2 separate regions of the Homo sapiens genome follow, and region 1 is linked to region 2. Evidence: chromatin contacts called from ENCODE Hi-C or POLR2A ChIA-PET data. All regions are on one chromosome and are shown on one strand. Each heading gives the region's core, a stretch centred on a gene start or an enhancer-like site at or near the end of the contact. The rest is flanking DNA. Distances are from core to core; before and after follow the strand shown.

The links. Hi-C counts contacts between places; a loop is a spot of excess contacts on that map. ChIA-PET counts read pairs that join two places held with the same protein, here RNA polymerase II (POLR2A). Pooled maps may share reads with other maps.
Region 1: a map of PC-3 shows a loop between it and region 2 (6-fold over the local background). The contact joins the promoter of LINC00922 here to the promoter of CDH11 in region 2. A Hi-C loop is called at or near these places in 3 of 168 maps with a recorded cell type or tissue (IMR-90, PC-3 and chondrocyte) and 2 of 50 pooled maps. POLR2A ChIA-PET finds 5 or more read pairs at or near these places in 2 of 52 experiments (A673 and activated naive CD4-positive, alpha-beta T cell).

What each region holds. Positions count from the first base shown.
Region 1 is chr16:65,574,137-65,579,314 of GRCh38, forward strand. It overlaps LINC00922 (long intergenic non-protein coding RNA 922), which reads right to left and starts at 2,161. Exons shown (of 10, transcript NR_174971.1): 1 at 2,103-2,161.
Region 2 is chr16:65,120,606-65,126,539 of GRCh38, forward strand. CDH11 (cadherin 11) reads right to left here and starts at 1,458. Exons shown (of 13, transcript NM_001797.4): 1 at 1,275-1,458.

The DNA of each region.
Region 1 (5,178 bases), core at 911-3,410, 450 kb after region 2:
TGATGTTTTAAAGATGATGCCCATTGAAAGATGAGCAGAGAAAAGAATGCAGGAGATAATTTCAAGGAAAAAAAAATTTCACTGAGCTAAAAGTGTTCAAGCCTAAGAATACCCCCTCTAAGGGTAAAGTTTCATTCTCACCGATATGACAAACATTTTCCCAACAGAAGAAATTTAACACATTATATAAATACCCCAATACGCAAATGGTGGTAGTAATAATTAGTTTTCTCCCCTTTCATCTCCGTTGTTTCTGCCCACACGCATTTCCTATTTCGAGCTTTGGTGTAACAAATGCATCTTTTAAACTGGAAGCCCACGCCTTGTTTTTGCACAAACACAGGTCTCTTTATCGCCACGTGCAGTCTCTCCAGCTCAGGGAGCCGAACAATGAGGCATTTTCTTCTCTCCCTGGCTGCAGAGCTCTGACAGAATTCATTTAATTTCCATGTAAAGTGTAATCGGCGGATAATAATAGGTCACTCACAGCAATATCATTCTGCTCGCCCTGATCACCCATCATTGTGCTAATTGCGGGATAATGTAATATACAGCCAAGGCACACACATAGAATTAGACTGAGCATTTGTTTTTGTGATGCTATGAACAGGATATAAGAGAGAGTGTCATGTCAGCAAATATCATAGACATAGCCCCAGTCTTCCTAAAATGACTCAGGAAATAAAAGTAAAGATTCTTGTATACAGAGGATCTTTGGTATTCTTGATGTCACCTGCAAAATCCACAGGACTTAGGTGATTTTTCTGGGCACAGCTAGACCACGTAAATGCTCTGTCATCCCTGATGTCCCAGTTTTTTGGCTCCTTGGGACAGAAGCTTAGAGCAGCCAAATGATTGCTTGGGCAGGTGACAATCACCTGCTAATTGGCTGTGCTCATTTTAAAATATTTCAAAAATATTGATCATAAACCTTAGATTCTTCTTTCTAAGCCCAAAGACCCTCAAAGCAGCAGAGGCCTTTTCTGTATAGAATTGCTATCCTGGCCAGGCACGGTGGCTCACGCCTATAATCCCAGCACTTTGGGAGGCCGAGGCAGGCGGATCACGAGGTCAGGAGATCCAGACCATCCTGGCTAACAAGGTGAAACCCCGTCTCTACTAAAAATACAAAAAATTAGCTGGGCAAGGTGGCGGGCGCCTGTAGTCCCAGTTAGTCGGGAGGCTGAGGCAGGAGAATGGCGTGAACCCGGGGGCGGAGCCTGCAGTGAGCCGAGACCGCGCCACTGCACTCCAGCCTGGGCGACAGAGTGAGACTCCATCTAAAAAAAAAAAAATTGCTTTCCTTCCTGTAGAAACCTAAATTTTCCCATGCATGCTGTTTCTTTTTTGTCTCTGTGTTGGCAAAGTCAGGAGCTATCATAGCACATGGGCGCCAAAAAGGTGGGTCCTAAAGATGGCCTAGCCCAACACGTTCATTTAATTTATTTCATGATTTTTTATTCTTGTTACAAAGACAATTCATGTCTATTGTAAGTTATCTGGAAAGAGGGAAGAAAACAGAAGTGAACCCAACCCTCCAGAGAGCCCTGCAGTGCAGAGAATGAAGGTGAAGCCACAGAGAAAAATAATTTTTCTTTCTCAGAGAGGGACACTAGGAGGGGTGGAAGGATGTGTTTGCAAGAGGTTTGAAAACTCATATCTGAGAATAGTGTATGTCCGTCTTAGCAGTCAGCATCCCTCATGGATGTTGTCTAATCCTCATGCGCTGGGTGGGGCCTCCCAGCAACTCTCCTGCCAAGAAGCAAGGCAGCCTACTGGTCAGCACAAAGCTTGGCCAGCTCCAGCGCTTCAAGCCAGATTTTCAGGCTTTGGAAGAAGAGAAGAGCCAGCCCATTCCCTGCTCTCCTTCTCTGGTTTTTTTGGGGTATGTGTGAAGATGGAAATTATGCTCATGACCTGACAGAGACAGAAAGATAGAGAACTTCACAGACGCTAGGAGATGGAATCAGATGAGAAACAGCCTGTATTAATCTGTTTTCACACTGCTATAAAGATACCACCTGAGACTGGGTAATTTATAAAGAAAGGAGGTTTAACTGACTCACTGTTCCGCATGGCTGGGAAAGCCTCAGGAAACTTACATTCATGGTGGAAGACGAAGGGGAAGCAACACACTTCTTACGTGGCAGCAGCAGCGAGCAAGGGATCGAAGGGGAAGTGCCACATTTTTAAACCATCAGTTCTCGTGAGAACTCATTCACTATCACGAGAACAGCGTGGCGGAAACCACTTCCATATTAAAATCACCTCCCACCAGGTGCCTCCCTCGACACGTGAGGATTACAACTTGAGATGAGTTTTGGGTGGAGACACAGAGCCAAACCATACCAAGGTCCAAGGGAGAAAGAACCAGAGAAAGCAGATGGAGCTGAGAGACAAGTGTAGGGGAGAAACAAATACAGCACCAGGAGTGAGAGAGTGAGGAAGGGATAAAGGAACAAGACAGAGGCCCAGAATGGTAGGGAACAGAGAAACAGAGGGAGAGAGGTACAGAGGGAGAGGATAATGGAAGGGAAGAGAGAGAGATGGGCAATGAGGGATGAAAAGAGAAAGAGAAACCCAGAGTGAGACAGAACTAAATGAAACTGACATGAGTGGCGTCTATACAACAGGCTGAGCCCAACGTTGTGGCAGGGGTCTGGAGGGAGGTGAGTGTGAATGTGTGCATGTGCATGTGTTTGTGCATGAGGGGGCGCTGTTGGTGCTAGAAGGAGCCTTAGACAATGCACAGGATTTAAAAGCTTCCTCTGGCTGGGCGCCGTGGCTCACGCCTGTAATCCCAGCACTTTGCGGGGCCCAGGCGGGCGGATCACCTGAGGTCAGGAGTTCCAGACCAGCCTGGCCAATATGGTGAAACCCCGTCTCTACCAAAAATACAAAAATTAGCTGGGCGTGGTGTCAGGTGCCTGTAATCCCAGCTACTCAGGAGGCTGAGGCAGGAGAATTGCTTGAACCTGGGAGGCTGAGTTTGCAGTGAGCCGAGATAGCACCACTGCACTAAGGTCTGGGTGACAGAGCAAGACTCTGTCTCAAAAAAAAAGCTTCCTCTGACTTTTGATTCATACACTCATGTCTACCCCTAGATACTCAGAGCACCTTGATAAGCCTGAAGAGGAGATTGTGTTCTTTATTCTTTCTCTCTTACCTGAAAAGCATTACTTCTTCCCATATTTCAACCATTTCGTCAACAATTTGGTGATTCCCTGGTTCATGACTCTGCACACTGAGAAGCATGAGGTCATTTTGGAGGGGGCTCCAACCAGACCAAATGTGATATGAGCTGAGCAGAGGGAGTGGGGTTTGGTGAGCGGGAAAGCAGTGAACACCCTCTGTTGGTTCAGTTCAGGGGTCAGGCCCAGCTTCCCCAGGGCACTGAGAGCTAACTCAGATTTCCAGCACTGAGGTCACAGATCCAGGAATGGGGACAAAGAGTGCCAAGCCTGAGGCTTCAGGTGAGTGGTCAATGACTCTCCATCCAGGGCGTCAGCCTATAGGTCCATAAGTAGAAACTAGCAGGCATCAGACTGAAGGGACACTGGACCCTGGGCTCAAAGCCCAGGACCGAATTCTAGAAGCCAACATAGCAGGGGGTGGAGGTGAAGAGAAAGCTCTGTTCATGAGCAAAGTGGCCCTAGGGACACTGGATTCTGAGAATAAATGGCAGTGGAGGGTCCCTAAGATGGAACAACAGAGTTACTCAGTAAACGTAGCTAGGCTTCCCCATCCTAGATCACAGTGGCCGACTTGATTCAAAGCATCAGAAGGTGGACAGAGGAAGCAGCTGCTACCCTCCTGCCTGTGAAAGTTGTCTTGAGCTCTGGTCAATGGAAGACTCATTTGTGAAGAATGGAGAGAGAGAGAGGAGACATTGTCCCTGTCCTATAGGTGTGCCCAGTCACAAGGGAGACATGAGAAAACACCCCCCGACACACACACACACACACGCAAACACATCTCCAAACATGCTTATGACTACCATTATGATAATGGAGATACACAAAAAAAAGGAATAACAAATTCTACATCCTTGCTACTCAAAGCATGGTCCACGGACCTGAAGCATCAGCATCACCCGGATGCTTATTCAAAATGCAGTAGCCCAGGCCCTGCCACAGCTATAGAAGTAGGATCTGTGTTTTATCAAGAGCACATGAAGCCTGAAATGCCACACTCCACATGACAGGGGATCAGAGAAGGCTTCTTGGAAGTGTAACACTTCCGTGAGTTGGGTGTTACTTTGTCTTATAAGTAAGGAAAATGATATTTGAAAGACTGGATGGGTAGCCCAAAGCAGCATATCTCTTAAATGACCAAAGCTGGTCTCAAACTCAGGTTTATGACTGAAAATTAAACTTACTAAATCAAAGATCACCACTTATGTCATGGCGGCTATGTGCCAAGCCCAGAGCTAAGTACTTTATTACTCAGTTCTTTGTGTGTTTGGATTCTCACAATAACCATGTAAGATATATTTTCCCCAGTGCACAGAGGAAGTAACAACAGGCTCAAAAAAGGCAGGTGATGTTTCCCAAAGCCACACAGCTAGCAAGGGGCAAAGCTGGGATTCAAATACACAACTGTCTATTCCTGAGTCTGGGCTTGATCTTCGATCTGCTTTATATTGCCCAGGCCTGGTCACTGTGCCCCCCTGCCTCATTTTCTAAAGATGGAAAACCTGCTCTTCCGGTGACATCTATCATTCTGTTCTTCTGTCTGGTCACAGCCAGCCAACTGTGGCCAAGCCTGTGGCCAGCCGGCAAGGACAACAGAAGCCACAAGCTGGGAGCAGGCAGCAGAGAGATCTGTGGCACATGCTGGTCCCTAGCATTGGGCACGAGGGCTCCAGATCAGCACAGCATTTGGAAACCCACTTTAGGGTCAGAACTGGACATTTGTGTGCTTTCTGCCTGAACCATGCACTTAATGTCCTCCCATATCCACAGGCCAGACCCCCTGGAGCTGCCAGCCTGGGAAATGTTAAAGGATGTCAGGTTCCCAGAATGTTTTGAGTTTTCCCAGTAGCAGGATGTCGGGGCTGGGGAGGCACTTCTGTGTGCTCGACTGTTTCTCTCGTTATAGCAAGATGTCTTTCAACTCCCCCTGCCCGGTGTTCTTCTCATGCAAACTCCACGTGGCATTTCCTGTCCTCGCAGCTCT
Region 2 (5,934 bases), core at 208-2,707:
CTTAGGGATAACCCGTCGTCAGGCAGGGATGGTATTAAATAATTAAAAGATGCGATTTCTTAATAGCAGTGTGATGGCCCATGAAATTCCTACTGCATTATCAGCAAAAGCAACAGGGCTTCTTCTAGCACCTAGAAAACCTTTCACCCGGGAGAGGCAGGCGCGGCGAGCCCCGGGCGAAAGCAGGGCCTCGGCAAAAAAACGGACAAGGAAGCCGGACCCGCAAGCCTCCCCCGACCCCACTTTCTCTGGGGACTCCGCTTCACAGCGTGAGGCGGGCCCTCCTACAGTTCCTCTGGGTTGGGGAGGGGGGAGAAGGGAGCTCTCCTCGCCGTCCTCCCCATCTGGCCAGCTTCTCAGTGCTTCCCACCTCCCGGCTCGCGTTCCGGGGCAGAGCGCAGGGAGGGAGGCCGTGCGTGCCGGGAGCTAGAGAGGCTTGGCGCGCTCCGAGAAGCGGCGCAGGTTTCGGGAAGGTGTGGTTCTCAAAGTTAACGTTGACCCTGGCAGCTTTCGCCAATCCCAAGCCAGAGGCGAGCCCGAGTCTGGGCCGCTCATGGACCTACTCCTGCGCTGGTGGGAGCTTACAAACGGGCGCCAGAGCTCCCGCAGAGACTCGGGCTGGAGGGCTGTAGCGCACCGCAGCCTGCTGCCCCAGAACCACAGTCGGCGGCCCCAAACCCACGCTATTAAAGTGCGGGCAATCTCCTTCCGGAGCTGGGGTCTTTCCGTTTTCCCGGGCTTACCCGGCAGTCTCGACTGCAGGGACTAAGCCCCGGGGAGCTTTCGGCAGGGATCCGGGAGGATGGAGTAAGAACCCCGCAGAGCGCGGTCATGTCGCCGCTTTGGGGAAGCGGCGCAGGGCTGGCGGGCACCGCGCCGTGGGCGACTTTCCCCAGAGATATGACCGGGGACAGTCGGCGTGTCCGGAGGTCTGCTCTGCAGTCTCTTGCCCCAGCCAGGTACAAACCCCCTCTGCTGTGGCCTCGGCGCAGACCCCACAGGAGGCCGGAGCCAGGGAGAGTCGTGGAGCGCACATCTGAAGCCTCCGTCCCCTGCTTTGCCCGCGCCCACAGCTGGCTCCCTTCTCCCTTTCTGATTTTTAAACAAATCTCTCCCTCCCTTTTGCTTTGCGTTAGTGAAGCCTTCTCGACTCAGATACCACCGTCCCCCTCACCACCCCGCCCCGCCAAGACATTCTCTTCCTGAGAAAATCCTGCCCCCCATTCCAAGAAGCCCCAACCAGGCGAGAGGAAGGGACTGGCGGCGCACCTCACCTGGGGCCCTTGAGGGTGGACGCAACCTCCGAGCCGCCAGTCCCTGGCGCAGGGCAAGCGCTGCGGTGTCAGTCCCGGCCCCAGTCCCGGTCCCATTCACAAGTCAGCGGCGGCTGCGAGCGGCCCCCGCGGCATCTGCTCCTCGGCCCGCGACGCTCCCCTCAGCTGGCGGCGGCCGCGGAATGAGCCGCCGAGCGCGCTAGTGGCAGGAATGAGAAACCGGGGGGAGGTGGCGGGCGGGCAGGCGGGTGCGGGGCGGGGGGGGCGGGAGGAGGGAGGCTGCCGCTGTGAGGGAAGGAAAGGGCGGGGGCTGAGAGAAGCCGAGGCTGCGAGAGGCAGCGAGATGGGCCTCGCAGAGGCTGCGGGGGCCGACCCCGTCCGCGCCCCTCCCCCCAGGGGCCCAGAGATGCTAACCCCTGGATTCGTGGCCGCCCCTCCCGCCCCGTGGCGCGGCGCTCCGACTCCCTCAGGGCTCAGATGGAGTCTGGAGCGACTGAAGTTGGGCTCCAGGGACGCACAGCCAATCAGGGAGGGCGGCGGAGGGAAGCTGGAGAGGGGTTGGGAGCCCCCATTTTCCTCCTTCCCCCAAATCCGCTCCAGCTGGCCAGGCTGGGCTCTCGCCTGGCGGGCCGGGATGGTGGTTGGGGGAAGGTATCGTCCAAGTGAGGGAAGCAATTGGGAATTCGGGAGCGCGTTCTATTCTTTCTCACTCCACCACCCCACCTTCCAAAAATCCCTCAACGTTGGCGGCTCCTGCCCAGCCCCCACCCCTCTCAATCTCCCATCCCTTGCAAACTCTTCTGGTGGCTCTGGTGGTGAAGTCGGGCGGGGAGGGAGACTTAGGACTTGGGAAGAGCCCAGTCTCCGTTCTCTCTCAGCTCTCCTCTCGTCTAGTGCCCCCCACGCAACGCCTCGGAGAGGGGTGCGCGGGGAGCGCTTCGCCGGGGTCGGCCTCGCTCCAGCTTTTGGGAGGGTGCCTTGGCCCCTACCCCAGCCAGGTATCAGTGGCCCCCGCCGGTAGTGTCACTTGTTGCCACTCCCTCGCTACAGACCCGCCAGGGCCCGGTGGAGTGTGCGTTTCTACGGGAGAAAGGGCCTAATGGGGCGCAGCGCCGGAGTCCTAGCTCCTTCCTCCGCTGTTCCCCTCACTGACGACTCGCTACCGTGAGGGTTCCCCGGGCCTGCTTCCTGCCCTCCCTCCCCGAGTCGCCGGGAGAAAGGGCTGGCAGGGCCGGGGCTTAGGAATCACGCCAAGGACTGGGCGGGGCGCTCGCGGTACCGGGAACGGCGTGGGGATCCGCACACCCAGCAGGGAACAACCATGCCTGTGTGGGGACCCCTGGCTTGAACAAGTTTGCAGGGTGGGAGGTGGAGGCAAGAGAGGAGGCGGAGGAAGGTGGAGACGCCAGTGGGTGAAGGCTAAAAAGGAACCGCCTAGGGGGACGGGGATGAGGCTGGGAAAGGAGAAGAGATGGACCCGCGAAAAAGACGGGGAAGGAGGCTGCGGAGGGAAAGCTGGGCGCCACAGCCAAGCAGTTTGAAAGGGCTAGAGGGGAGGAGACGGGCCCAGGAGTTAACGGAAAAAGAGGCCGAAAACGGAAGAGAAAGCTTGGGATCCTGAGCGCATGGGGAAGGAACCCCAGTGCGGGGCTAAGGCAAGAGCGGCCGAGCCCTGCCCTCCAGCTCCTGGTCACCAGCCCGCGGGTCCCGAGCGCCCGCAGCCGCCCGGGTTTCCACACGGCTTGGGGAGACGCCCGCGGGGGCGGGTGCCGGCGAGGCTGCCCCGGGACCTACCCTCTTCGGCCTGCGCGCCCGCGTTTTTCTTGACGACTCCAGGATCCGGGTGGCGCTGCGTGCCTGCCCCCAGTCCGCGTCCTGCGCGGAGAGGATGCCTCTGTCACCCTCTGTGTGGACGTGGCCTTTGAACTCCTCATTCCTCCACTGCGGGGGAAGAGCTGTAAGTTTCCAGCTGCCCGGTTATCTTACTCCTCAGCCTTCCCCCCACCATAGGTGTCCAAGGTGATAGCCCCCTGGGTCTCCAGTAACCCCCCAACCTCGCACCACACTCTGCGCAAGGGACGCGCGAGGACATTGACTCCCGGTGCTTTCCTGTAGAGCGCCAGAGAGCAGATCGTGGTGCCTGCCACTCCTGCCTCCCCCTGTGGGTCCCTGGCCCTGAACCTTTTCAGAGCTCTACCCTGCTTCCTCTGTCTGCCTTTTTGGCCTCTGCTGTAACCCCTAAAACTTTGGGTACTTCCCAAGCCACCGCCGAAAGTCCCCACTCTAATGAGGCATGGTGATGGTAATAGGATGATCTGGTGGCGTCATTTCAGCTTATAAATGAAGTTACTTACACAGGAGAGGATGGACAAGGGGTCCGGCTTTCCCTCAGAGGTACTCGAGTTTTGCTCTTGTTTGGCTACAAACTATTGCCTGGATTTTCTCAACCCTTCCACGTGGTCCTAGAGGGAGTGTGAAGTCACGATCAATCTGATCATACATATATTATACAAAGATGCCCGGGATCTGTAATGATTAGGACATCTCTTGATCCATGAAGCAAGTTTCATAAACTCCCTTTTGGAAGCGTGTCCAAAGATGAACCTGGCCACATGTCAGCTGACATTAGCTGGACTTTGACCTCTCCTCTCTGTTCAGCATTTATCGAATCACAACAGTTGTTTTTATAGACCATCCCTTTAGTAATGGGTGCATCAGCCGATTTTAAAAAGTAAGTTAAAAACTGCTTGATAAGTTTCCACTGACACTACACACCTGAATCAGATGGAACCTAGTGTATAGCAGCAGTCAATAACCCTTTGCACAACCCAGCAAGTTAGGATTCTACTCAAGAGAACAGGAAACATGTTCACACAAAAACACACACCAGAATGTTCATAGCAGCCTTATTTATAATAGCCAAAATCTGGAAACAACACAAATACCCATCAACTGGTGAGCAGATAAACAAAAGAAACAACATAAATACCCATCAGCTGGTGAGTAGATAAAGAAAACAGGGTGTATCCATACCATGGAATATTGTTCAGCAATAAAAGGGGAAGAAATACTGATGTTTGCTACATCACGAATGAACTTCAAAAACATATGCTGAAAGCCAAATGAAAAACAACATATTGTATGATTTTCATTTATATGAAATGGCCATTTATATGAACTGGAAAGGCAAACTTATAGAAACATAAAGCCGTGGTTGCCCAGGGCTGAGGATTTGAACAGGAATTGACTGCAAATAGAACTTGAGGGAATTCTGTTGGGCAATCAAAATGCTCTAAAACTAGATAGTTGTGATGATTGCACAAATCTATAAATTTACTAAAATCATTGAATTGTAACCAAGAAAGAAAAAAAAATCCTTTCATATCTTTATTCCCAGAATATCTGTGACCTGCAGCTAATCCACAAGAGGAAACTTGGCAAAGCAGTTTCAGAGAAAAATATGTTAAAAAAAGATTTTTAGTTCTTATGGAAAGATAACCATATTTCTATTCAGCAAGTTCTATTTTGGCTGCTGCTTTGGAGAACCTTATAAGTTTTAAAGAAAGTTAATTCCCCCCTTTCACTCTTCTAAGTGATTAATTCCTGGGAACTAGAGTTAGGCATTCCAGTTCGTGACATTTTAAACACACCTACTCATAGACACAGTACAAAGTGCACATTTCAGAGGGGATTTTTTTATGACTGTGTTAGGATCTGTCTTAGAAATCCTTATCAAGCACTTGGGTGGAGTATTGTGTGATTACAGTTTAGATTTAAAAAAGTAAAAGAATAGAAAAAAAAAAAAAAAAGAACCCACTGACAGCTTAAATCGAAAGATTCAGTTCAGCCAGCCAGCCAGAAGTTTGGGTGTTTATCTTAACTTGCCTCACCTTTCCTTCACCTTGTTCTTCTTCAAGGGAGGAAGCCAGCCTTCACGGTTGCTCTGGAGCCAGGATTAAACAGCCCCTTCTGCTTCCTGCGGGTTCCAATCCAGAGAGATATGAGGCCCAAATGGGCCTTTTCTTGTCTTTGTCCTTGCCTGCACGAGGCTGTTAATTTCCTGTCAGTTCCTTCATCAAAGGTACCAGGCTGTCATTCCTTTGATGCGCCTCTCCTCAGACTCTGAAGATAGCCAGACCCTGCTGAGTCAGTTCCTTGTTTAGACTTAGAAGTTCCAGGCTCCCCAGGTCTTCTCAAAGCTTCCTGCTCTAGAGGCATCCTTTGGTAAATGGTGTAAAGAGTGATGCAAGATCCAAGCGGGGCGTTAGTTTCATCACATTGCAGTGGGCTCCAACCACGCCTTCCCCAGGCAGAGGAGGAAGTTAAGAAAGATGGAATGGGAATACCATTTCTGAATCAGACACTTCAGGAAGATATTCCCACAGCTGGATCTTTAGAGCAAGGTGGGAGGACCACAGGCCTTTGATCTGTCTGATTCCTGGCTCTGCCACTCCTTAGCGCCATAACTTTGGCTAAAGACTTTATCTCCTTGAGATATGCTTTCCAAATCTATACAATGGGCATTACTATCTGTGCCTAGATTGTGGTGGGGATTCAACATGCTCACATACCTAGAGCCAAAAGCACTAAGCTTGGAGCATAGGCTTCATAAGTGAAAGTTATTAATTACTATTATTAATTATGAGGCCTGATTATTATC